Regions from separate parts of the Homo sapiens genome. Here region 1 is linked to region 2. A link is an interaction called in ENCODE POLR2A ChIA-PET data of the cell type or tissue named here. Cell type or tissue: PC-9. All regions are shown on one strand. Links, peaks and the distances in the headings refer to the core of each region. The heading gives the core; the rest is flanking DNA. Region 1 overlaps RAP1GAP2 (RAP1 GTPase activating protein 2). Region 2 overlaps ITGAE (integrin subunit alpha E).

Region 1 (12,243 bases), core at 2,591-10,590, 920 kb after region 2:
TTAAAATGTCCCCAAATCGGCCGGGCACGGTGGCTCACGCCTGTAATCCCAGCACTTTCCGAGGCCGAGGCAGGCAGATCACAAGGTCAGGAGATTGAGACCATCCTGGCTAACAAGGTGAAACCCCATCTCTACTAAAAATACAAAAAAAAATTAGCCGCGTGTGGTGGCGGGCGCCTGTAGTCCCAGCTACTCAGGAGGCTGAGGCAGGAGAATGGCGTGAACCTGGGAGGTGGAGGTTGCAGTGAGCCGAGTTCGTGCCACTGCACTCCAGCCTGGGCGACAGAGCAAGACTCCGTCTCAAAAAAAAAAAAAAAAAATTCCCCATATCTCTTGTAACTTTTCTCTCTACTTAATATTTTTCTTTAAATGGACTTAATTTTTAAATTAAATACTGAAAAGACTTCATGTTTTATAAATTAATATTATAAAGACTTCATGTTTTTTATTGTTTGTTTGTTTGTTTTTGAGACAGACTTTAGCTCTTCTTGCCCAGGCTGGAGTGCAGTGGCGCAATCTCGGCTCACTGCAACCTCTGCCTCCCAGGTTCGAGCGATTCTCCTGCCTCAGCTTCCCAAGCAGCTGGAATTACAGGCGTGAGCCACCACACCGGTCTTTTTATTTTTTAAACAGGGTCTCACCCTGTCACCCAGGCTGGAGTGCAGTGGCGCAATCTCGGCTCACTGCAGCCTCCACCTCCCGGGCTCAAGCAATCCTCCTACCTCAGCCTCCTGAGTAACTGGGACTACAGGCCCAGGCCACCACACCCAGCTAATTTTTGTATTTTTTGTAGAGACAGGGTGTCACCATATTGGCCAGGCTGGTCTCGAACTCCTGGCCTCAAGCAATCCACTCACTTCAGCCTCCCAAAGTGCTGGGATTACAGGCGTGAGCCACGGTGCCCAGCCAAGACTTTATGTTCACATCATAAATGGATATAATCATTTCTCATAAATAGAAGGTAAAGTAAATATAAGCCAGGCATGATGGCTCATGCCTGTAGTCCCAGCTACTCAGGAGGCTAAGGCAGGAGATCAAGTTGAGCCCAGGAGTTTGAGCCCAGCCTGGGAAACATAGCGAAAAAAGAAAAGAAAGAAAATATAATGCCCTGCTCCTTAGATGTGAACAGTATACTACGGATGGAAGAAAATAAAGAATAACAGCCGGGCACTGTGGCTCACGCCTGTAATCCCAACACTTTGGGAGGCCAAGGTGGGCGGATCACCTGAGGTCAGGAGTTTGAGACCAGCCTGGCCAATGTGGTGAAACCCACCTCTACTAAAAATACAAAAATTAGCTGGGTGTTGTGGTGGGCGCCTGTAATCCCAGCTACTCGGGAGGCTGAGGCAGGAGAATCGCTTGAATCCAGGAGGTGGGGGTCGCAGTGAACCGAGATCGCGCCACCGCACTCCAGTGACACTGGAGTGAGATGGAGTGAGACTCCATCTCAATCAATCAATAAAAATTTAAAAATAAAGAATAACTTTACAATGGAGACATCTGACAAAACACTATCTCAGCCAGGTGACCAAGGCCAACATCAACAGTGGTTATCAGGATGTGACGAAAATGGTTCTGCCGGGTGCGAACCTGAGGTTGGGAGTTTGAGACCAGCCTGACCAACATGGTGAAACCCCGTTTCTACTAAAAATACAAAAATAGCTGGGCGTGGTGGCGCATGCCTGTAATCCCAGCTACTCCGGAGGCTGAGGCAGGAGAATCACTTGAACCCAGGAGGCGGAGGTTGCAGTGAGCCGAGATCACGCATTGCACTCCAGCCTGGGCAACAAGAGCAAAACTCCGTCTCAAAAAAAATTAAAAAAAGAAAAATGGTTCTATACCTGGTCTATACCTGGGTAGTCATCCTCTCAAAAACCAATACCCAGTCTAATCATGAGAAAAATATGAGACAAATCTAAATTGAGTGACAAGCACGCCTCAAAGCTGTCAGGGCTGCCAAAAACAAGCAAAGTCTGAGAAACAGTCACAGCCAAGAGGAGTCTAAGGAGCTGTGAAAACTAAATGTAATGTGGTTCCTGGAACAGAAAAGGACATTAGGGAAAAACTCTAAAATCTGAATAAACCATGCATTTCAGTTATTAATGATCATACATCAGTCTAGGTTCATTAATTATAGCAAATGGACCATATTAATGTTAATTATAGCAAATGGACCACACTAATGTTAATTATAGCAAATGGATCGTACTAATGTAAGTTGTAGGGAACTGGATTATAGAGCCTATGGGGACTCTCTGTACTCTTAATTTTTCTGTAATTTTATTTATTTTTTATTCTTTTTTTTTTTATTATTAAGACAGAGTCTCACTGTGTTGCCCAGGCTGGAGTGCAGTGGCGTGACCTCGGCTCACTGGTTCACTCAACCTCTGCCTCCTGGGTTCAAGTGATTCTCCTGCCTCAGCCTCCCGAGCAGCTGGGATTACAGGCGTCCGCCACCATGTCCTGCTAATTTTTGTATTTTTAGTAGAGACAGGGTTTCACCATGTTGGCCAGGCTGGTCTCAAACTTCTGACCTTAAGTGATCCACCTGCCTTGGCCTCCAAAAGTGCTGGGATTACAGGCCTGAGCCACCACACTTGGCCTTTTCTATAATTTTTAAACCTTAAAAAAAAATGTCTACCAGAAAAAAGGTAAATATAATGAAAATTGAATAATGTTATTACAGTCTGCTAAACACTGTCGCCTGCCCAAGGCCTGAGGCTTGAGACCCACTCTCTCTGTTAATAAGGAAGGTTAGCAAATGTTAGAAAGGTGTTAAAGACATATATTAGCCCCTAACTGAGACATTCTCCTTGAAGTGATGAGCTGCACAGAAAGAGAACTGCAAAGGGAATAAACAGCTTTCTCTCCGGGGATCAGTTTCGGGGAATGCTGTGTCCCGTCCTCTTACCACCAAATGTCATCTCCCCCGGTTACAATTTCGGAATCACTGCGCCAATTCATCCAATTCCACCCGCCTCCCTTCCTCATCTGGAGCTCGGAGAATGAGCAAAGGGTTCCCGCAGTGGGACAGTGTTCTGCCCCATGCTATGTTCATCTGTGGAAGAATCACCCCACACATCCCGAGGGGTCAACAACCCAGTACAGGTCACCATCCCAGTACAGGTCACCATCCCAACTCTCCAAAGAGCAAGTCCAAGGACAGGCCCTGCTCACCCTGGAGCAGAAGAATCACCTTGCAGGGCAGCACACACCACCCCCTGGGTTCAGCATGTCGCCAGCTGCCTGCACTTCCACACCTACCACTCCACTGGATCCTGTCAGCCCCATCAAGAAGGAACACAAGGCCGGGCGCCGTGGCTCACACCTGTAATCCCAGCACTTTGGGAGGCCGAGGCGGGCGGATCACAAGATCAGGAGTTCAAGACCAGCCTGACCAACATGGTGAAACCCCACCTCTACTAAAAATACAAAAAATTAGCTGGATGCAGTGGTGGGCGCCTGTAATCGCAGTTACTCAGGAGGCTGAGGCAGGAGAATTGCTTGAACCTGGGAGGCGGAGGTTGCAGTGAGCCGAGATCGCACCACCGCACTCCAGCCTGGGTGATAAGGCGAGACTCTGTCTCAAAAAAAAAAAAAAAAAAAAGGAAAAAAGAAAGAACATGAACATCATACTCCTTTCCAGATGAGTAAACCGAAACCTAGAAAGGCTAACTCTTCTGTCCAGGATCACACAGCCACTAAGAAGCAGGGCTGAGACCGGGTGCGGTGGCTCACCCCTGTAATCCCAGCACTTTGGGAGGCCAAGGCAGACAGATCACAAGGTCAGGGGATCGAGACCATCCTGGCTAACACGGCGAAACCCCGTCTCAGCTAAAAATACAAAAAAATAGCCGGACATGGTGGCAGGCACCTGTAGTCCCAGCTACTCAGGAGGCTGAGGCAGAAGAATGGCGTGAACCCGGGAGGCAGAGCTTGCAGTGAGCCAAGGTCACGCCACTGCACTCCAGCCTGGGCAACTGAGTGAGACTCCATCTCAAAAAAAAAAAAAAAAAGAAGCAGGGCTGACACCCTGACACAGATGGTCCTGTGGACACTGACTTCCGCCAAATCCAAAATGAAGAGGAATGGAGCCCCAGGAAACGAGGAGCTGACTCGGCCAGAGACTCCCGATGCCCATCACCAGACGAAGCGGAATATGCCTTTCTGCCTGCTCCGTGCCCAGGCCCCTTCCTCTAGCTGACAGTACCTTGATGCTCCCCTGGGGAGCACTCTGACACCACTGTTGGTTTTTGTGGTTTATACGGGGCTGCCCCTTTCTCAACCTACCCAGCCTGAGCTTTGGGGTAGGTACACGATGCAGGCTTGGCCAATTCAAATTCAAATTCATGCTTTTTTTTTTTTTTTTTCCAGAGACAGAGTCTTGCTCTGTCACCCAGGCTGGAGTGCAGTGGCGCAATCATAGCTTACTGCAGCCTCAACCTCCTGGGTGTAAGCAATCCTCCAGCCCCAGCCTCCTGGGTGTCTAGGACTACAGGTGTGCACCACCATGCTTAGTTAATTTTTTAATTTTTTGTAGTGACAGGGTCTCACCTTGTTGCCCACACTGGTCTTGAACTCCTGGCCTCAAGTGATCCTCCTGTCTTGGCATCCCAAAGTGCTGGGATGACAGGTGTGAGCCACCGTTACTGGCCTCAATTCATGTACTCTATTCACCAATCCACTACGATTGCTTCAGGAATGGGCACACACCTCGTCAGTCCAAACAGAGTGAACACCAAATTTTTACAGGTGCTATAGAAGGAAGCAGCTTAATCATACCTACTGAGATTTTCAAAGCTCACACTAGAGCTGCCAGTGGCTGCCTTATAACATGTGGGGAGAGGTGCCTGTGAATGAAATAAATGCAGGAATTAGAGCCAAGAGATAGGTACAAATAGATGGTCCGATGATGCTGTCTCACCCACCTGGATCTAGCTGGACCTGAAGCCAGTTTTTTGTTTGCTTGTTGTTTTGTTTTGTTTTGTTTTTGAGACTGAGTCTCGCTGTATCACCCAGGCTGGAGTGCAGTGACGTGATCTCAGCTCACTGCAACCTCCGCCTCCCAGGTCCAAGCGATTCTCGTACCTCAGCCTTTTGAGGAGCTGGGATTGCAGTTGCCCGCCACCATGCCCAGCTGATTTTTGTGTTTTTAAGAGAGATGGGGTCTCACCATGTTGGTCAGGATGATCTTGAACTCCTGACCTCAGGTGATCCGCCTGCCTTGGCCTCCCCAAGTCCTGAGATTACAGGTGTGAGCCACTGCACCCGGCCAAAGCCAGGTTCCTTAAACTTACCAATTACAAAAGTTTTCATGGACTTTGTTTTTCCTTTTGGTTTCTTTTTTTTTTTCTTAAGCCAGTTTGAGTAAGGTTTCTGTCACTAGTAACCTAGTTAGTGAACATAGTAGACCTCTACCCAACCGGCAAGGAAACACAGGAGGGAACAAAATAACAGCTTCAGGCAAGGGGGACGACCACACCACTCATTCTCCCACAGGGAGCACCCCCCGAAGGCGACATGGGGACAACTTCCCAGGAGAAGCCCCTGGACCTACCTCCTAACACCCAGATGCACCAACACACCCCGCCAGTGCCAGATGCACCAACACACCCCGCCAGTGGCTGGCTGGGGGCGGTCTGCGCACAGTCCTCTCAACCACACCCAAGGAAAAGGCAGGGCTGGCACAAATCTGGCCCCAGCAGATAAAACAGGAGTGTCTCCCTTCCTCTTCACTGTCAGCACACAAGCTACTCATTTCATCTTTCTTCCGTAAAATCAAGGACTATTCCAGGAAAATGTTGGGGAATAAAAAAAGGAAGCATTCAGATAAATCCAAAATGTGAGACGTTCTACTAAACAACTTTGCCAGGTCTGCTGTTCTATATTTATTTATAGACAGGGTCACACTCTGGAATGCACCCAGGCTGGAATGCAGTGGTGCGATCATAGCTCACTGCAGCCTCAAACTCCTGGGCTCCAATGATCCTCCCACCTCAGCCTCCTGAATAGCTGGAAGTACAGTTCACCACACCCAGCTCTGTTCTGTATTTAAAGAGACAAAAGAGATGTGACAACCACGGACAATGAGTGACCATTAACAACAAGTTTGTGGTGGCTCACGCCTGTAATTCCAGCACTGTGGGAGGCTGAGGCAGGCGGATCACCTGAGGTCAGGAGTTCGAGACCATCCTGGCCAACATGGTGAAACCCCATCTCTACTAAAAATACAAAAAATTAACAGGGTGTGGTGGCGCACACCTGTAATCCCAGCTACTCAGGAGGCTGAGGCAGGAGAATCGCTTGAACCCGTGAGGTGGAGTTTGCAGTGAGCCAAGATCGTGCCAATGCACTCCAGCCTGGGTGACAGAGCGAGACTCCATCTCAGAAAAATTAATTAATGGCAGAGTGCAGTGGCTCATGCCTGTAATTTCAGCACTTTGGGAGGCCAAGGCAGGTGGATCACAAGGTCAGGAGATCGAGACCATCCTGGCTAACACGGTGAATCCCTGTCTCTACTAAAAATACAAAAAAAAATTAGCCAGGTGTGGTGGCGGGCGCCTGTAGTCCCAGCTACTTGGGAGGCTGAGGCAGGAGAATGGCATGAACCTGGGAGGTGGAGTGTGCAGTGAGGAGAGATCACGCCACTGCACTCCAGCCTAGGCAACAGAGCGAGACTCCATCTCAAAAAATAATAATAATAATTAATTAATTTAATTTATTTTAATTTAAATAAAGGTCAGGTGGATGGTGAAGGATTCAGTGGTATAGTAAATGGGGTAGGAACTGAGGCAGAGGACCAGATGAGATGGTCCTTTCTTTTTTTTGAGACAGGGTCTCACTCTGTCACCCAGGCTGGAGTACAGTGATGAGATCACAGCTCCCTACAGCCTCAACCTCGTGGGCTCAAGCAGTCCTCCCACTTCAGCCTCCTGAGTAGCTGAGACTACAAGCACCTGCCACCATGCCCAGCTAATTTTTGTATTTTTTGTAGAGATGGGGTTTTGCCACGTTGCCCAAGCTGGTCTTAAACTCCTGGGCTCGAGCCATCTGCCCACCCCAGCTTCCCAAAGTGCTGGGATTACAGGTGTGAGATACCACCTCGACCAAGATGGTCCTTCCTCTCTTGAAGTTATTTCTCAGGAGGTGGGTGTAGGTGACAGAAACTGTCTCCAAGGTCAATCCTCTTCCCACCCAACTGCCAGACTCTAGGTCTCTCAAGGGACCCAGTTCTTAGAACTTGTTCCTGGGTTTGAGATTGGCAGACAAAACCCCTGAACTAGCACAAGGGGAATTGGCTGGCTCAGCTCCTTCAGCAAGGGAAATGCATTTGAGCTTTAAGCTGTGGCTTCCCCCAGGGGCCCTCAGGGCAGAACTTACATCTTAAGAACTGGGATAGGATGAAAATCTAAAGCCAGCCTCTTAAGATGGGTCTGGGGAAGTCAGTGTGGTCAATCCCACAGCCAACTCTCTAGCCACCTCTCTGGTCAGTAAAGCCCTCTGGAGGGCTTTTGAAAAGGAGAAGGTCGAGGTTATTCTCAGCAAAAGACCATGCTGCAAAGACACCAGGCGGGTGCAGGAACTTCAGAGGCCGAGAGTCCACCTGACTTACGGAGGACAGTGCTTCTCTGGGCGGAGGGTACAGCACGCAGGACACAGCCAGAGCTGCTCAGAGGGCTGGAAATCAGGGAATGCAACCACAGCAAGGAGACAGGATGCTTCACCCAACAGACAAGCAACATGTACACTCCTACTAGTGGCATAGAAATTGGCAGGCAATTTGCAGTATGATGAAATAGAAAGTCACCTACCCTATCACCCAGCAATCTCACATCTAGGATTCACTCAAGTCTAGAGAAACACTTTCATGTGTAGACAGTCAACTATGAGGATGTCCACTGTGGCACTTTTCTTTTTTTTTTTTTTTTTTTTTTGAGACGGAGTCTCGCTGTGTCTCCCAGGTTGGAGTGCAGTGGCGAGATCTCGGCTCACTGCAAGCTCCGCCTCCCAGGTTCATGCCATTCTCCTGCCTCAGCCTCCCAAGTAGCTGGGACTACAGGCGCCCGCCAACACACCCGGCTCATTTTTTGTATTTTTAGTAGAAACGGGGTTTCACCGTGTTAGCCAAGATGGTCTCGATCTCCTGACCTCGGCACTTTTCATAAGAGTAAAAACATACCAAGAACAGGCCAGGCGCGGTGGCTCACCCCTGTAATCCCAACACTTTGGGAGGCTGAGGCGGGTGGATCACCTGAGGTCAGGAGTTCAAGACCAGCCTGGCCAACATGGTGAAACCTCATCTCTACTAAATACAAAAATCAGGCATGGTGGTGTGTGCCTGTAATCCCAGCTACCCGGGAGGCTGAGGCAGGAGAATCGCTTGAACCCAGGAGGCAGAGGTTGCAGTGAACCGAGATTGCACCACTGCACTCCAGCCTGGGAGACAGAGCAAGACTCCATCTAAAAAAAAAAAAAAAATTATCAAGAACAACCATTTACAGGAGAAACAGATAAGCAGGGTGTGGTATATTTGTAAGCTGGACCCTAAACTGTGATTAGAAGGAATGAGCTAACTGTGTATGTATGGACATTGATGGTTACTTAAGGTACATGTAAAAATACTGGTTTGTTTTTGTTTTCGTTTTTTTGAGACAGTCTTGCTCTGTGACCCGGGCTGGAGTGCAGTGGTGCGATCTCGCTCATTGCAACCTCTGCCTCCCAAGTTCCAGCAAGTCTCCTGCCTCAGCCCCCCACCGAGTAGCTGGGACTACACGCAAGTGCCACCACGCCCAGCTACTTTTTGTATTTTTAGTAGAGATGGGGTTTCACCATGTTGGCCAGGCTGGACTCGAATTCCTGACCTCGAGCCATCGCCCGCCTCGGCCTCCCAAAGTGCTGGGATTACAGGAGTGAGTCAATGCACCTGGCCAGCCACTGCACCCAGCCCTGTTTAAATATCTAGAAAAGTATGTACCAAACTCTGAACAGTGGCTACTCTGGGGAGGAGAGAAAGGGAATGTCACTGCTGGCCATAGGAGACTTTATCTTTTTTTTTTTTTTTTTTTTGAGATGGAGTCTCGCTCTGTCGCCCAGGCTGGAGTGCAGTGGCGCGATCTCGGCTCACTGCAACCTCCACCTCCTGGGTTCACGCCATTCTCCTGCCTCAGCCTCCCGAGTAGCTGGGACTACAGGTGCCCGCCACAACACCTGGGTAATTTTTTGTATTTTTAGTAGAGATGGGGTTTCACCGTTTTAGCCAGGATGATCTCGATCTCCTGACCTCGTGATCCACCCACCTTGGCCTCCCAAAGTGCTGGGATTACAGGCATGAGCCACCGCGCCCGGCCGAGACTTTATCTTTAATGTTCTGATTGTTTTAAGGAAAATGATTTGGGTTTTTTTGTTTTCTTTTTTTTTTTGGAGACAGAGTCTCACTCTGTCACCCAGACTGGAATGCAATGGCGTGATCTCAGCTCATTGCAAACTCCACCTCCCAGGTTCAAGTGATTCTCCTGCCTCAGCCTCCCGAGTAGCTGGGATTACAGGCACCCACCACCAAGCCCATCTAATTTTTGTATTTTTAGTAGAGACAGGGTTTCGCCATATTGGGCAGGCTGGTCTCGAACTCCTAACCTCGTGATCCGCCCGCCTCAGCCTCCCAAAGTGCTGGGATTAAAAGCGTGAGCCACCACGCCCAGCCTGTTTTTTGTGTTGTTGTTGTTGTTTTTTGAGACAGGGTCTCACTCTGTCACCCAGCCTGGATTGCAATGGCATGATCACAGCTCATGGCAGCCTCAAACTCCTGGGCTCAAGGGATCCTCCAACCTCAGCCTCCCCAGTACCTGGGATTACAGGTGTGCACCACCACATCTAATTTTTTTTATTTTTAGTAGAGATGAGGTTTTGTCATGCTGCCCCCCCACCAGGCTGGTCTCAAACTCCTGGGCTCAAGCAATCCACACACGTTGGCCTCCTACGGTCCTGGGATTACAGGCATGAGCCACCATGCACAGCCAAAAATGTATTCTTATATTACTTACGTTATACAAAATTAAATTTCTGAAAGGAATCATCAGTCTCTAAAATTAAATCCACACCGTTAAATACTACACAGTTATTTTTAAAAGGAATGGGGCAGAGGCAGCAGCAGCTCTCAGTGGTCAGACAGGAATTCTCCAGAGAAAAAGGCAAGATGTAAAACAGTGTTTTGTAGGATATTACCTTTTATTTAAGAAAAAGAAATAGGAGGCTGGGCATGGTGGCTCACACCTGTAATCCCAGCATTTTGGGAGGCTGGAGCAGGCAGATCACCTGAGGTCAGGAGTTCAAGACCAGCCTGGCCAATGTAGTGAAATCCCATCTCTACTAAAAATACAAAAAGTAGCTGGGCGTGGTGGCAGGTGCCTGTAGTCCCAACTACTCGGGAGGCTAAGGCAGGAGAATCCTTGAACCCGGGAGGCAGAGGTTGCAGTGAGCCGAGATCACACCACTGCACTCCAGCCTGGCAACAGAGCAAGACTCCATCTCAAAAAAAGAAAGAAAGAAAAAGAAAGAGGGAAGGGGAGAGGAAGGAAGGGCAGGGGAGGGAGGGGAAGGAAAGGGAGGGGAGAGGAGGGGAGGGGAGGGAAGTGGAGGGAAGGGTAGGGGAAGGGAGGGAAGGGGAGGGGAGGGGAAGGGAGGGAAGGGGAGTGGAGGTAAGAAAAGGATATGCTCATCTTACATGTGAATAAAGAAGCACTGGAAAGAACCTCAAAGTGAATTTTAGAATGTAGGGACAGGGCGGATTGGAGTACAAGCAAATCTTTCTACCACATATATTTTTATATCATTTTGGTTTTAGAACCAACCATGTAAATACATTTACTGTTCAAAATCTTTTTTTTAGTTTTTGTTTTGTTTTGTTTTGTTTTGAGACAGAGTCTCATTCTGTCGCCCAGGCTGGAGTGCAGTGGTGTGATCTCGGCTCACTGCAACTTCCGCCTCCCAGGTTCAAGCGATTCTCCTGCCTCAGCTTCCTGAGTAGCTGGGACTACAGGCGCCCGCCACCACGCCCAGCTAATTTTTGTATTTTTAGTAGAGACGGGGTTTCACCATGTTAGCCAGGATGGTCTCGATCTCTTGACATCGTGATCTGCCCGCCTCGGCCTCCCAAAGTGCTGGGATTACAGGCGTGAGCCACCACACCCGGCCATCTTTTTTAATTTTTTGAGACGGAGTTTTCCTCTGTCGCCCAGACTGGAGTGCAATGGCACGATCTCCTCGGCTCACTGCAACCTCCGCCTCATGGGTTCAAGCTATTCTCCTCCCTCAGCCTCCCGAGTAGCTCGAATTACAGGCATGCACCACCACACCCAGCTAATTTTTTTGTGTTTTTAGTACAGACAGGGTTTCACCATGTTGGCCAGGCTGGTCTTGAACTCCTGACCTCAAGTGATCCGCCCACCTCGGCCTCCCAAAGTGCTGGGATTACAGGGTCCTGTTGTAAGGTGCTAGACTTCCCACCCAGTGGGAGGCTTTAAGAGAGTAAACTCTTACTTACATTCAACAATAATGTATTGTACACTTAAAAGTCTGTTAAGAGGGTAGAGTTCATGTTATGTGTTCTCACCACAACAAAATAAAATACTGTAAACTTTAACTTTAGAGGAAAAAGTAAAGTAAAATAAAGAGACTGCCAGGTACGGTGGCTCACAACTGTAATCCCAGCCTCTCGAGAGACTGAGGCAGAAGGATCTCTTGAAGCCAGGAATTCAAGACTAGCCTGGGCAACATAGCAAAATCTCATCTCAAAAAAAAAAAAAAAAAATTTAAGAGAGAGAGACCAGGCTCTTAACCACCATGGTACTCACAGACCAAAGCCAAGGACCCCTCAACCTGCAGCCCTAACTCTGACATCCGACAGCCAGGAGGCCACCACCAGGCTCTGGCCAGCTTAGTCTCCCCTGAGAAATAATTCACAGAGCACGGAGTATAGGGCAGAAGCGTACTTCTGTTGACAAAAATGACTCTTTCATAACAAGCCCTTCGGTGAGCTCTTGTGCAGCTGTTCTGTGCCATCTGCTTTGCCATCCAGTTCTCCCTTCTCACATGAAGACAGGGCTGCCTGCTAGAGGGGCTGGAGGTGAGCAGGGCATGGCACTGGGAGGTGGGTCCATGGGCTCCAGGAGAGAAGGGTCGCTGGGACCATTTTCTACCGACGGGGTCACGACCCCAGCCCCAGCCCTTTATGGAGATCTGAAGCCA
Region 2 (12,243 bases), core at 2,419-10,418:
GAAGTGGGCGGATCACTTGAGGTCAGGAGTTCAAGACCAGCCTGGCCAACATGGTGAAACCCCAACTCTACTAGAAAATTCAAAAATTAGCCAGGCATGGTGGTGTGCATTATAGTCCCAGCTACTTGGGAGGCTAAGGCAGGAGGATTGCTTGAACCCGGGAGGCGGAGGCTGCAGTAAGCTGAGATCCCACCACTGCCCTCCAGCCTGGGCAACAGAGTGAAGCTCTGTCTCAAAAAAAAAAAAAAAAAAAAAAAAAAAGCTTCCCTCTTGGGAGCTTCTCCAACTTCTTCCCTGAACTGAGCTGGTTGTCAGGGCTGCAGTGGGGGTGCATGCCCTACACATGCTACCCTTACATCTGCCTCACATCCCATGCCCACTCCTGACCTGTTTGTCTTGGCCAGGCACCGAGATTGCCATCATCCTGGATGGCTCAGGAAGCATTGATCCCCCAGACTTTCAGAGAGCCAAAGACTTCATCTCCAACATGATGAGGAACTTCTATGAAAAGTGTTTTGAGGTGGGCTTCCCTAAGAGCTGGTTAACACTTATCTATTGCTGAGAATCACCCTACCTCAGAACAACAATCACCACATTTGCTCACAATTCTATGGGTCACATACTTGGGCTGGGCTCAGCTGGATGATTCTTCTGTCCATCTTGCCTGGAGTTACCCTGGAGCTGCAGGCGTCTGGTTGCTTGACTGGGGCTGGATGGCCTAAGATGACCTCACTTACTTGTCTGGACCATGTGTCTTTAGCAGGCCAGCCCAACTTTTTCGTGGCAGCAACATTCTAAGAGGGCCAGATCCAATGCATGCAAGTATTTTTCAAGTCTCTAATTACATCACATTTGCTGATGTCTTATTGGCCAAAGCCAGTCACATGACCAATCCCATCGTCAGTATGGAGGGCACTACACAGGGAGCTGGGGAGAAGTCTGTGATTCACTGGGGGCCTTTACTATCGCACCCTTCTCCACCCCTACTCGCTTAGAGATTTTGCTCTGCCTTAGCATCTCTTTCTGCCCAGGGATAAGGTAGAAGGAGTGGATTTTTCTGCTGCTTCCAGCGGGAGACATTTCAGGGGCAGAGGTGGCAATTCTTCCAACCTCCTGCCCTCCTGCCCATCCCCTGCAGTGCAACTTTGCCTTGGTGCAGTATGGAGGAGTGATCCAGACTGAGTTTGACCTTCGGGACAGCCAGGATGTGATGGCCTCCCTCGCCAGAGTCCAGAACATCACTCAAGTGGGGAGTGTCACCAAGACTGCCTCAGCCATGCAACACGTCTTGTGAGTGTGGGGGCTGCAGGAATTATTCTGGCCATGCCCAGAGTCTCTGTGGCATCACTCATGGAGGAAGTGGCTGGCCAGAACCGCAGGAGAAGAGAATTAGGGCTCCAGCCTTTCCCTGGCCGAGAGAGAACGTGAGGGATGACACCTCAAGGCTGTCCTCCAAAAAGTCTTCCAAAGACTTCCTCTTGTGAGATGCAGGAGAGCAGAGTGCTCAGTGGACAGGCTGGCTGGGTTCAAATCTCAGCTCTGGTTTTTTTTTTTTGTTTTTTTTTTTGAGATGGAGTCTTGCTCTGTCACCCAGGCTGGAGTGCAGTGGCACGATCTCAGCTCACTGCAAGCTCCGCCTCCCAGGTTCACACCATTCTCCTGCCTCAGCCTCCCGAGTAGCTGGGACTACAGGCGGCCACCACCACGCCCAGTTAATTTTTTATATTTCTAATAGAGGTGGGGTTTCACCATGTTAGCCAGGATGGTCTCGATCTCCTGACCTCGTGATCCGCCCGCCTCGGCCTCCCAAAGTGCTGGGATTACAGGCGTGAGCCACCGCGCCCGGCCTCAGCTCTGGTTTGTATCTGTGTGACCCCGGGCAAACTGAAGGACCTTGTGACCTGTGCTTCAGTTTCCTCACTTTAAAAATGAGAAAAATAGGCTGAGCGTGGTAGCTCATGCTTGTAATCCCAGCACTTTGGGAGGCCAACACAGGTGGATCACCTGAGGTCAGGAGTTCAAGACCAGCCTGGCCAACATGGTGAAACCCCGTCTCTACTCAAAATACAAAGTTAGCTGGGTGTGGTGGCAGGTGCCTGTAATCCCAGCTACTCGGGAGGCTGAGGCAGGGAGAATTGCTTGAACTCGGGAGGCAGAGGTTGCAGTGAGCTGAGATCGTGCTATTGCACTCCAGCCTGGGTGACAGAGCGAGACTCCATCTATCTCAATAATAATAATAATAAAAATAAATAAATAAAATGAGAATAATAATAGTACTCACAGCTTGGAGCAGTGGCTTGTGCCTATAGTTCCAGCTACTCAGGAAGCTGAGGCAGGAGGATTGCTTGAGCCCAGAAGTTCAAGGATGCAGTGAGCCATGATCACACCACTGCACTCCAGCCTGGGTGACAGAGTGAGACGCCGTCTCTAAAAAAGAAAGAAAAATAATAGCACTTGCCTGATAGATTTTGTGATGGTTGGATGGCTTAAAATATACAGTGTTTACAACAGTGCCTGGCACATGATAAGTGCCATGTGAGTATTATCTATCGTTTTAATATCATGAGTCTTCCTGTACGCACACAAGAGGAATGGACTGCCAGGCAGTACCTTCCTGCTGGGAGCAGGTGAGAAGCAAGAACACCTGTGTTGCAGCCCTCCCTCTGCCCAGCCTCGCTGCGTGACTTAAGGGGGCATCACCCCCTTCTCTGGGTCTTTCGGGAGGATTGTGAACCCTCCCAATTCTAATACAGGTCAGAGAATAAAGTCTCTCCTGGAGCTCGGTCATCCTTCTGGCAAAGCTCTCTTCTTCATTTACTCTCCCCTGCTTAGAGACAGCATCTTCACCTCAAGCCACGGCTCCAGGAGAAAGGCATCCAAGGTCATGGTGGTGCTCACCGATGGTGGCATATTCGAGGACCCCCTCAACCTTACGACAGTCATCAACTCCCCCAAAATGCAGGGTGTTGAGCGCTTTGCCATTGGGGTAAGAGCCAGGAGCCGGGAGACACCTCCTGAACCTGCACAGCCTGGGGTGGGGAGAAGCCAGGGTTGTCGATGGGGGCTTTTCTGTAAGCAGCTTATCCAGACCCTGTTCTATTTGCAAATGCTCCTCTTCTCTCCATGCTCTGTCATCCCAGAGAGGGCTCATTTCCCCATGGTGGTCACAGCTTACTGGCCAAATAGTGGTGGGAGAGCCACAGGAAACACACCAAGGAGGGTTCCTGGAGGACCGCGGTGCCAAGCTGAGTCCTGCCAGACAAATGGGAGTAGCTGGCCTAGGGCACAGGGGAGGCAGAGAGGGGCCCTGCAGGCAGAGGGAACAGCATGTGCAGAGGTGAGGAGGAGCTTGGTGTATTCAGGAGAACAGGTGTACTTTGGTAAAACTGGAATTTTGCCCAGAGTATGGGTAGAACAGGGAGCAGGGAAAGGAGGAGAAAGGAAGGAAGGAGACAGGTAATGGAGGGCCCCAGAGGCCAGATGGAGGGGCTCAGCTCTCTCCCTGGGCCTGGGGAATCCACGCAGCGCTGACTCGCTGACCCAGGCTGTCTGTGCAGGTGGGAGAAGAATTTAAGAGTGCTAGGACTGCGAGGGAACTGAACCTGATCGCCTCAGACCCGGATGAGACCCATGCTTTCAAGGTGACCAACTACATGGCGCTGGATGGGCTGCTGAGCAAACTGCGGTACAACATCATCAGCATGGAAGGTGAGGGCTCCGGGACCCAGGCCACCGCAGGAGGCCCGAGCCTATGCTCCAGCCCGGCCTCTGTCCCATCTTCATGTGGTTTCTCTGAGCAACTCCCATCATCTCCCTGAACCTCAGCTCTTCCATGTCTAAAAAGGCAATGGCCGGGTGTGGTGGCTCATGCCTGTTATCCCAACACTTTGGGAGACAGAGGCAGGTGGATTGCTTGAGGCCAGGAGTTTGAGACCCGCCTGGGCAACATGGCAAAACCCCATCTCTACTAAAACAAAAAGTAGCTGGGGCCAGGTGTGGTGGCTCACGCCCATAATCCCAACACTCTGGGAGGCCAAGGCCGGTGGATCACCTGAGGTCTGGAGTTCAAGACCAGCCTGGCCAACATGGTGAAATCCTGTTTCTACTAAAAATACAAAAAAATGTAGCCAGGCGTGGTGGTGCATGCCTGTGATCCCAGCTACTCAGGAGCCCGAGACAGAAGAATCACTCGAACCCAGGAGGCAGAGGTTGCAGTGAGCCAAGATCGCGCCACTGCACTCCAGGATGGGTGACAGAGCGAGGCTCCATCTCAAAAAAAAAAAAAAAAAAATTAGCCAGGCGTGGTGGCGCATGACCTCTATTCCCAGCTACTTGGGAAGCTAAGGCACCAGGTCACTTGACCTTGGGAGGCACAAGTTGCAGTGAGCTGATATTGAGCCATGGCACTCCAGCCTGAGCAACAGAGTGAGACACTGTCTCAAAAAAAAAAAAAAAAAAAAAAAAAAAGGCCAACAATATCCCCAGGCCTCCTTGCGTCCCAGAATCTCCATGAAGCTCTGATGAACTGAGCTGGTGCTGGAGAAACAAGGATGGCTGGGGCATAGTCCCTTCTCCCAGGAGCTCACAGACGAGGAAACTGAGGCCTAGAAAGAGTGAACTGCCCAGATAGTAGTTGCTCAAGGAGAACCTGGGTCTCTACCCTCAGCCGGGTTCTCTTCCTGTTACACCAAGCATGGTTCCTTCTGGGAGTGAGGCCAAGCTGGACTGTCCCCTGACTCAGTTTCTCCCTTCACCTCGGCCCACAGCAGTCTCACTGGGCTTCTTGGCTTGCAGGCACGGTTGGAGACGCCCTTCACTACCAGCTGGCACAGATTGGCTTCAGTGCTCAGATCCTGGATGAGGTACGTGGCTGACTCAGCACCAGGCAGGCTTGCCCATTGGTGAGGGGCCCAGGACACCTAGGATTCAGGGACTCCTGCCTCCCATCCAGGGCTCTGCCCTACCTGTGGTGATTCCTGTAAAAGAGCGATTTTATTTTAATTAATTAATTTATTTATTTATTTTGAGACGGAGTCTTGCTCTGTCGCCCAGTCTGGAGTGCAGCGGTGCAGTCTCGGCTCACTGCAACAAAAGGGTGGCCATATTGATGACAGGAGGTCGCTTTTTTCTGTGTGCTCAAACATCCAGTTGTTCCCCTGAATACAGACCAGGCAACAGGACTCGGCCTGGGTCAGCTTATCAACCAAGCTGCTTGCTTCTCCCGGAGGAGGGAGTGCAAGGGCACGAGGCAGGAGCCCAGTGTTGGCCATCTCACCTTCCCGCCTGCATCTCTGGCCAGGCGGGCACTAGACCACCGAACGCCCCCCTGCTCCCAGCCAGGTTAGCCGCGCTGGCCCGGAGACCCGCGGCCACCGTGGCCCGGCCTTGGGTCCCTCCCACTCATCTGGGCCCCATCCCCGTCCCCTTCAGCGGCAGGTGCTGCTCGGCGCCGTCGGGGCCTTTGACTGGTCCGGAGGGGCGTTGCTCTACGACACACGCAGCCGCCGGGGCCGCTTCCTGAACCAGACAGCGGCGGCGGCGGCAGACGCGGAGGCTGCGCAGTACAGCTACCTGGGTGAGGGCGGGGCCACCTGATGAGGGCGGGGCCACCTGATGAGGGCGGGGCCTGGAGGCTCCCTGGGCGAGGGTGGGGCCTGAGGGCTACGTGGGCGAGGGCGGGGCCTACCTGGGCGAGGGTGGGGCCTGGGGGCTACCTGGGTGAGGGCGGGGCCTGGAGGCTACCTGGGCGAGGGTGGGGCCTGGGGGCTACCTGGGTGAGGGCGGGGCATGGAGGCCACGTGGGCGAGGGTGGGGCCTGGGGGCTACCTGGGAGAGGGCGGGGCCTGGAAGTTACGTGAGGAGGGTGGGGCCTGGAGACCACCTGGGTGAGGGCGGGGCCTAGAGGCCACCTGGGCGAGGGCGGGGCCGAGATGGGGACACCGAGGCTGCGCATTAGGCTGCACTTGAGGTTTCCGGATGGGGGCGGGACCTGGTCAGTCACATGGGCCGAGGGGCGGGTCCTGGTTAGGGACCGTGAGGCTGAGTACTACAGCCTCCTGGGTAGGTACAAGGCCTGTCAGGTACACACCAGGCACAGCAGCCACCCAGGGGAGGGCGGGGCCTCTCCATTAATAATAGTGGTGCAGTAGCTCACGCCTGTAATCCCAGGAGGCCGATGCGGGCGGATCATCTGAGGTCTGGAGACCAGCCCGGCCAACATGGCAAAACCCTGTCTCTACTAAAAATACAAAAATTAGCTAGGCGTGGTGGCGGATGCCTGTAGTCCCACGTACTCGGAAGGCTGAGGCACAAGAATCGCTTGAACCCGGGAGGGGGAGGTTGCAATGAGCCAAGACTGTGCCACTGCACTCCAGCGTGGGCGACAGACTGAGACTCTGTCTCAAAAATAAATAAATAAATAAATAAAAATAATAATAGTGGTGGGCGTCCTCTCACCCCTCTTCTCCGTCCTCCTAGGGTGTGTGTGGGAGCGTGGGTAGTGAATGTGTGCGAACGAGTATTTCGAGCAAAGCTGCATACGTGACAGACAGCGTGTGCATCATATCTGTGTGATGGGGATGTGTGTGACTGGCAAAGTGAGAGTGCTCGCTGATGCCGATTTTTAACATAGTGAGAAAGACAGTCTCTCCTATTTTGCCCCCCTCCCCAGGCCACTTTGAAGGCCTGACTGGGAAGGTGCCGGGGCCAAGAGAGAGGCCAGGTGGGAGCACACGGTGTGTTCACAGCCACACCACCCTTGCCCCAGGTTACGCTGTGGCCGTGCTGCACAAGACCTGCAGCCTCTCCTACATCGCGGGGGCTCCACGGTACAAACATCATGGGGCCGTGTTTGAGCTCCAGAAGGAGGGCAGAGAGGCCAGCTTCCTGCCAGTGCTGGAGGGAGAGCAGGTACCTGCTGGGGAAAGCCTCCACCCCTTATGACCGATGGGGAATCTGGAGGCCCCCAAGGGAAAGGAGTGGGTCCCACGGTGCACAGTGGGCCAGGGCCCGGGCTGGGTGAAACTCAGGCTCCTGAGTGGAGCTCGAGGGCTCTGCTTCAGCTCTGCATGTCTGATTGCTAGGCAGTTTCCTCCGCTGTGGGGCCTGGGCTGCTCCTCCACTCTTCTGTTACTCTCAGTGAGCAAATTGATATGTAACGACCCAAATTGGGTGGTCCAGGAAGCACGCGGGCAGGGGTGTAGCCTTGCTGAGGGGTGCAGGAGCGGGGCTCCTGGTGAGCTGAGTTCCTCCCGGGCTGTAGATGGGGTCCTATTTTGGCTCTGAGCTGTGCCCTGTGGACATTGACATGGATGGAAGCACGGACTTCTTGCTGGTGGCTGCTCCATTTTACCACGTTCATGGAGAAGAAGGCAGAGTCTACGTGTACCGTCTCAGCGAGCAGGTGGGAGAGTCTCCATCTTCATGAGCTTGCTGAGGCTGTGGCACTCAGCCTGACACAGAGGTGATGGAGGCTGGGAGTGCCCTGGCCCTGCCTGGCACCAGTGGGCAGTGATGGGGAGGTGCTCAGGCTGGATGGCGGCTGGGCGGGGCAGCGGCATCGCTCTCCGCACCCACTTTCTTACCCAAGGGTGATCGTTGATGATAATATCTCTAATATCTCTTTTTTTGTGGTTGTTGTTTTTGAGATGGAGTTTTGCTCTCGTTGCCCAGGCTGCAATGCAATGGCAGGATCTTGGCTCACCGCAACCTCTGCCTCCGGGGTTCAAGCAATTCTCCTGCCTCAGCCTACCAAGTAGCTGGGATTACAGGCATGGGCCACACACCCGGCTAATTTTATATTTTTGGTAGAGACAGGGTTTCTCCATGTTGGTCAGGCTGGTCTTGAACTCCCGACCTCAGGTGATCCACCCACCTCGGCCTCCCAAAGTGTTGGGATTACAGGCGTAAGCCACCTCGCCCAGCATTTTTTTTTTTTTTTCCGAGACTGAGTCTCACTCTGTTGTCCAGGCTGGAGTGCAATGGTGCAATCTCAACTTACTGCAACCTCTACCTCCTGGGTTGATTCTCCTGCCTCAGCCTCCCAAGTAGCTGGGATTACAGGCATGTGCCACTACACCCGGCTAATTTTTGTAATTTTAGTAGAGATGGGGTTCCGCCATGTTAACCAGGCTGGTCTCGAACTCCTGACCTCAGGTGATCCACCTACCTTGGCCTCCCAAAGTGATGAGATTATGGGCGTGAGTCACCGCGCCCAGCTGATAACATCTCTTACAGCTGCATGGTTGGCAAAGCCCGTTTAGTCCAGGATCTCACTTGTTTCTCATAGTAACTATGGGAGGTAGCTGCCACTCTCATCTTACGGGTGAGGAAGCTGGGGCTCGGCGAGCCTCAGTGATGCCGAGACTTGCTCAAGTGTACCTGGCATGTGTGTGGCAGAGCCACGAGTGAAACCCAGGCCTCCCATTTGCAGCAATGCACCCCTGCCCATGGAACTAGAGGGGGGCGGGCTCTGACTCCTGAACTTCCAGGTAGGAGGACCCCAGCTTTCCCCTGGTGCTCACTGTATGGCCTTGGGAAGGTCCCTGGCCAGTGAGCGTGCATCCTGGGTGGCAACGGAGTGGGCACCCACCAGCCCAGCGAGCGTGCATCCTGGGTGGCAACGGAGTGGGCACCCACCGGCCCAGTGAGCGTGCATCCTGGGTGGCAATGGAGTGGGAACCCACCGGCCCAGCGAGCGTGCATCCTGGGTGGCAATGGAGTGGGCACCCACCGGCCCAGTGAGCGTGCATCGGGGTGGCAATGGAGTGGGCACCTAGCACCCCTTCTTGAGGGCTGAGCTGTTTGTTTGCTTTACAGGATGGTTCTTTCTCCTTGGCACGCATACTGAGTGGGCACCCCGGGTTCACCAATGCCCGCTTTGGCTTTGCCATGGCGGCTATGGGGGATCTCAGTCAGGATAAGCTCACAGATGTGGCCATCGGGGCCCCCCTGGAAGGTTTTGGGGCAGATGATGGTGCCAGCTTCGGCAGTGTGTATATCTACAATGGACACTGGGACGGCCTCTCCGCCAGCCCCTCGCAGGTGACCCATGGGGCCCTCTCCTTCCTCTCCTCTGGGGCTCTGACCTCTCTCAGATATGATGACCCAAGCCCCAAGTCGGCTTCAGTCCTAAGTGCTGGGCAGGTCTCGGGGGTTGGGAATGCCCAGTGAAAGAAAGAAGTCCCCCAGGCTAGGGGGAGCTTCCAGACCAGGGCCTCACCTCAGCCCCTTCAGGTTGGGGGGAGGTTCCAGACCAGGGCTTCACCTCGGCCCCTTCAGGTTCAGGGGAGGTTGTGGCGGTACCTGTCTCCTTCCCTGGCCTATACCCCCTCCTTCCACCCACCTGCCTCGGGTCCCTGCTTCCTCTCTTTCTGTCCCTCGCTCCTGTCTCCCACCCAGCACCTCCGCGCCTTATCTCTCATTCCCCAGGGCTCCCTTGCCAGCCTCTCACACTGCATGTATTAACAGGCACTTCCACCCACCTCCAGCTCCTCATGAGCACCTCCACCTGGATGGCCCCCAGGCATCTCACTCCCACACGGCCCATCTGAGAGCACCTGCTTCCCCTAGAACTGATGCTCCTCTGAGACCTCATCCCCCTCCACACCCCACACCGGAAACCTCAGACAGTCCTCAGCACGCTCACAGCCTGCACAGCCTGTCAGTTCCCACGTCCTCATGATTCTAGCTGTCTCCCAACTCCAGCCCCTTCTCTCTATCCCCACCCCTGCGGTCCCAGCTCAGGCCTTGCCATCCCACTCCCAGCCCACCCAGCTTCCTCCTCCTCTCCATCTTCCACCCCATGTCTTCAGTGCCATTTCTAAAGTGTTATCCTGATTATGTCACTTCAAAACAACAGAACCTTTGTTGACACCCCCCATCCCCAAGCCCCACATCAAGCCTCCTTGTACCCCAATCCCCTGTGGTCCACCCCGTCCCTGGCCCTGGCTGCTTCTCAGAAGGCCCTGCTCTTTCCCCATGCCTCACTCTTTCCCTTACTCTCCCCTGTCAAGTCCCACCTGCCCTTCGAGGCTCCATCCAAATGCCACTTCCTCTGGGAAAGCTTGCTCCCTCTTTCCTGGTTCTAGACTCGGGGCTCCCTGGGGCTGGATGGTGCCTGCGATGCTGATCGGGATAGATCATGAAAGGACTCCCCGCCCCGTTTCCCTCCCTTCCCTCGCCCCACGCCTTGTGTTTCTGCCTCCACAGCGGATCAGAGCCTCCACGGTGGCCCCAGGACTCCAGTACTTCGGCATGTCCATGGCTGGTGGCTTTGATATTAGTGGCGACGGCCTTGCCGACATCACCGTGGGCACTCTGGGCCAGGCGGTTGTGTTCCGGTAGGGTTCTGTCCTGCTTTCTGGGGTCCCAGGCCCAGCCTCACCCATTTGCCCTGCTCTAAATAGCTCCATGCAGACATTAGGCACTGAGGGAGGGAGCCAGCACCGTGGTTGTGGGCACAGGCTCTGGAGTCTGCCCGTCTGGGTTTGAACCTCAGCTCTCAGCCCTCTCAGCCTTTGGGCAGGTTATTTAACTCTAAGACCTTACCTAGGAATTATAAGAGCACCTACCTCCCAGAGCTATGAGGATCATGCAAGCGAATATATACAAAGTATTTAGCACAGTGCTCAGCGATGGCTGTGATTGCAGAGTTTTTTGTTTTTTGTTTTTTTTCTGAGGCGGAGTCTTCCTCTTTTGCCCAGGCTGGAGTGCAGTGGTGTAATCTTGGTTCACTGCAACCTCCGCCTCCCAGGTTCAAGCAATTCTTCTGCCTCAGCCTCCTGAGGAGCTGGGATTACAGGTGTCTGCCACCACGCCCGGCTAATTTTTGTATTTTTAGTAGAGACAGGGTTTCACCATGTTGGCCAGGCTGGTCTTGAACTCCTGACCTCGTGATCCACCCATCTTGGCTTCCCAAAGTGCTGGGATTACAGGCATGAGCCACTATGCCTGGCCAAGAATTGCAGAGTTTTTGTGCCCCATCCCTCAGTGAATGATCAAGTCCCGTGGCTGTAAATGAGCTCATGGAGCGCCCGTCTGTCCCGTCCTCTCCAAGCTGCAGACTTGCTGTCTACCCAGCACCTCCCTGAGCTGCTGCTCACAGTCATCCCGAAGTGAACACGTCTAAAAACAGAGCTTTTGCTGGGCGCAGTGGCTCACACCTGTAATCCCAGCACTTTGGGAGGCCCAGGCGGGTGGATCACAAGGTCAGGAGATGGAGACCATCCTGGCTAACACGGTGAAACCTCATCTCTACTAAAAATACAAAAAATTAGCCGGGCATGGTGGCGGGCGCCTATAGTCCCAGCGACTCGGGAGGCTGAGGCAGGAGAATGGTGAACCCGGGAGGCGGAGCTTGCAGTGAGCGGAGATCGCGCCACTGCACTCCAGCCTGGGCGACAGAGCGAGACTCCGTCTCCAAAAAAAAAAAAAGAAAAACAGAGCTTTTATCTCCCCCCACCCTTCATTCCCCCAAATCTATCCTGCCCTCAGGCTTTCTGTCTCAGCAAATGGCATCATCATCCACCCAGCAATTCAGGATGAAAACGTAGGCGTCATCTTTGATGCCTCTTTTCCTTCCTCTCCACCACATCAACAAGTCTTAGTTGGCTCTGCCTCCAGACCAGTGCAGGCACTGTCTTCACTCCCTGGACACTGCTGCCACAGCCTTTCCTGCTTCCAGCCCCTGCGCTCCATTCTCCACACAGCAGCAGCCCTATCCCTTCACTCTGCTGCCTGAAACTCCTCCACGGCTCCTATTTAGAGTAAAATCCCAATTCCTCACCATGGCTTTACAGGGCTCTTCGTGGCCTGGCCCTTCCCGCCCCTCCATTCCCATCTCCTCCTCCCATCCTCTGTCTCACTAATTAGATTCCAGGCATGCTGACCTTTGTGCTCCTCAAACAAACCAAAAGTGTTCCTGCCACAGGCCCTTGGCACTGGCTGTGCTTTCTTCCTGGAGTGCTCTTCCCCAGATCCTCACACAGCTGGCTCTTTCTTGTTAACAAATCTCAACCGAAATGCCTCCTCATCAGCCACGCCATCTGTGACCACCCAGTCTCAGTAGCCCTCGGTCCTTATTACCGTATTTTTGTTGTTGTTGTTGAGATGGAGTCTTGCTCTGTCACCCAGGCTGGAGTGCCGTGGCAGGATGTCGGCTCACTGCAACCTCCGCCTCCCAGGTTTAAGCAATTCTCCTGCCTCAGCCTCCCAAGTAGGTGGGATTACAGGCGCCCGCCACCA

Evidence for each region. ChIA-PET counts read pairs that join two places held together with the same protein. Peaks named below come from ENCODE experiments on the same cell type or tissue, not always from the same donor. Only the 100,000 strongest peaks of a DNase experiment are listed, where the experiment ranks them.
Region 1: POLR2A ChIA-PET joins it to region 2 with 10 read pairs; 2 of 35 experiments call an interaction of 5 or more read pairs at or near these places.

What each region holds. Positions count from the first base shown.
Region 1 is chr17:2,829,381-2,841,623 of GRCh38, reverse strand. All of the region lies in intron 2 of RAP1GAP2 (RAP1 GTPase activating protein 2), which reads right to left. Among named protein-coding and RNA genes, the nearest start is that of RAP1GAP2, 39 kb to the right of the region's middle. RefSeq lists an enhancer at 8,507-9,007. In PC-9, for the core only: no CTCF peak of the experiment used is centred there; no DNase peak of the experiment used is centred there; H3K27me3 peaks cover 712 bases.
Region 2 is chr17:3,748,449-3,760,691 of GRCh38, reverse strand. It overlaps ITGAE (integrin subunit alpha E), which reads left to right. Exons shown (of 31, transcript NM_002208.5): 7 at 405-520; 8 at 1,139-1,290; 9 at 2,833-2,986; 10 at 3,558-3,708; 11 at 4,795-4,862; 12 at 5,431-5,575; 13 at 6,767-6,909; 14 at 7,262-7,402; 15 at 8,818-9,042; 16 at 10,210-10,340. Among named protein-coding and RNA genes, the nearest start is that of HASPIN, 31 kb to the right of the region's middle. RefSeq lists an enhancer at 4,848-5,551. In PC-9, for the core only: no CTCF peak of the experiment used is centred there; DNase peaks (open chromatin) are centred at 5,601, 5,981 and 8,241; H3K4me3 peaks cover 1,120 bases; H3K27ac peaks cover 373 bases.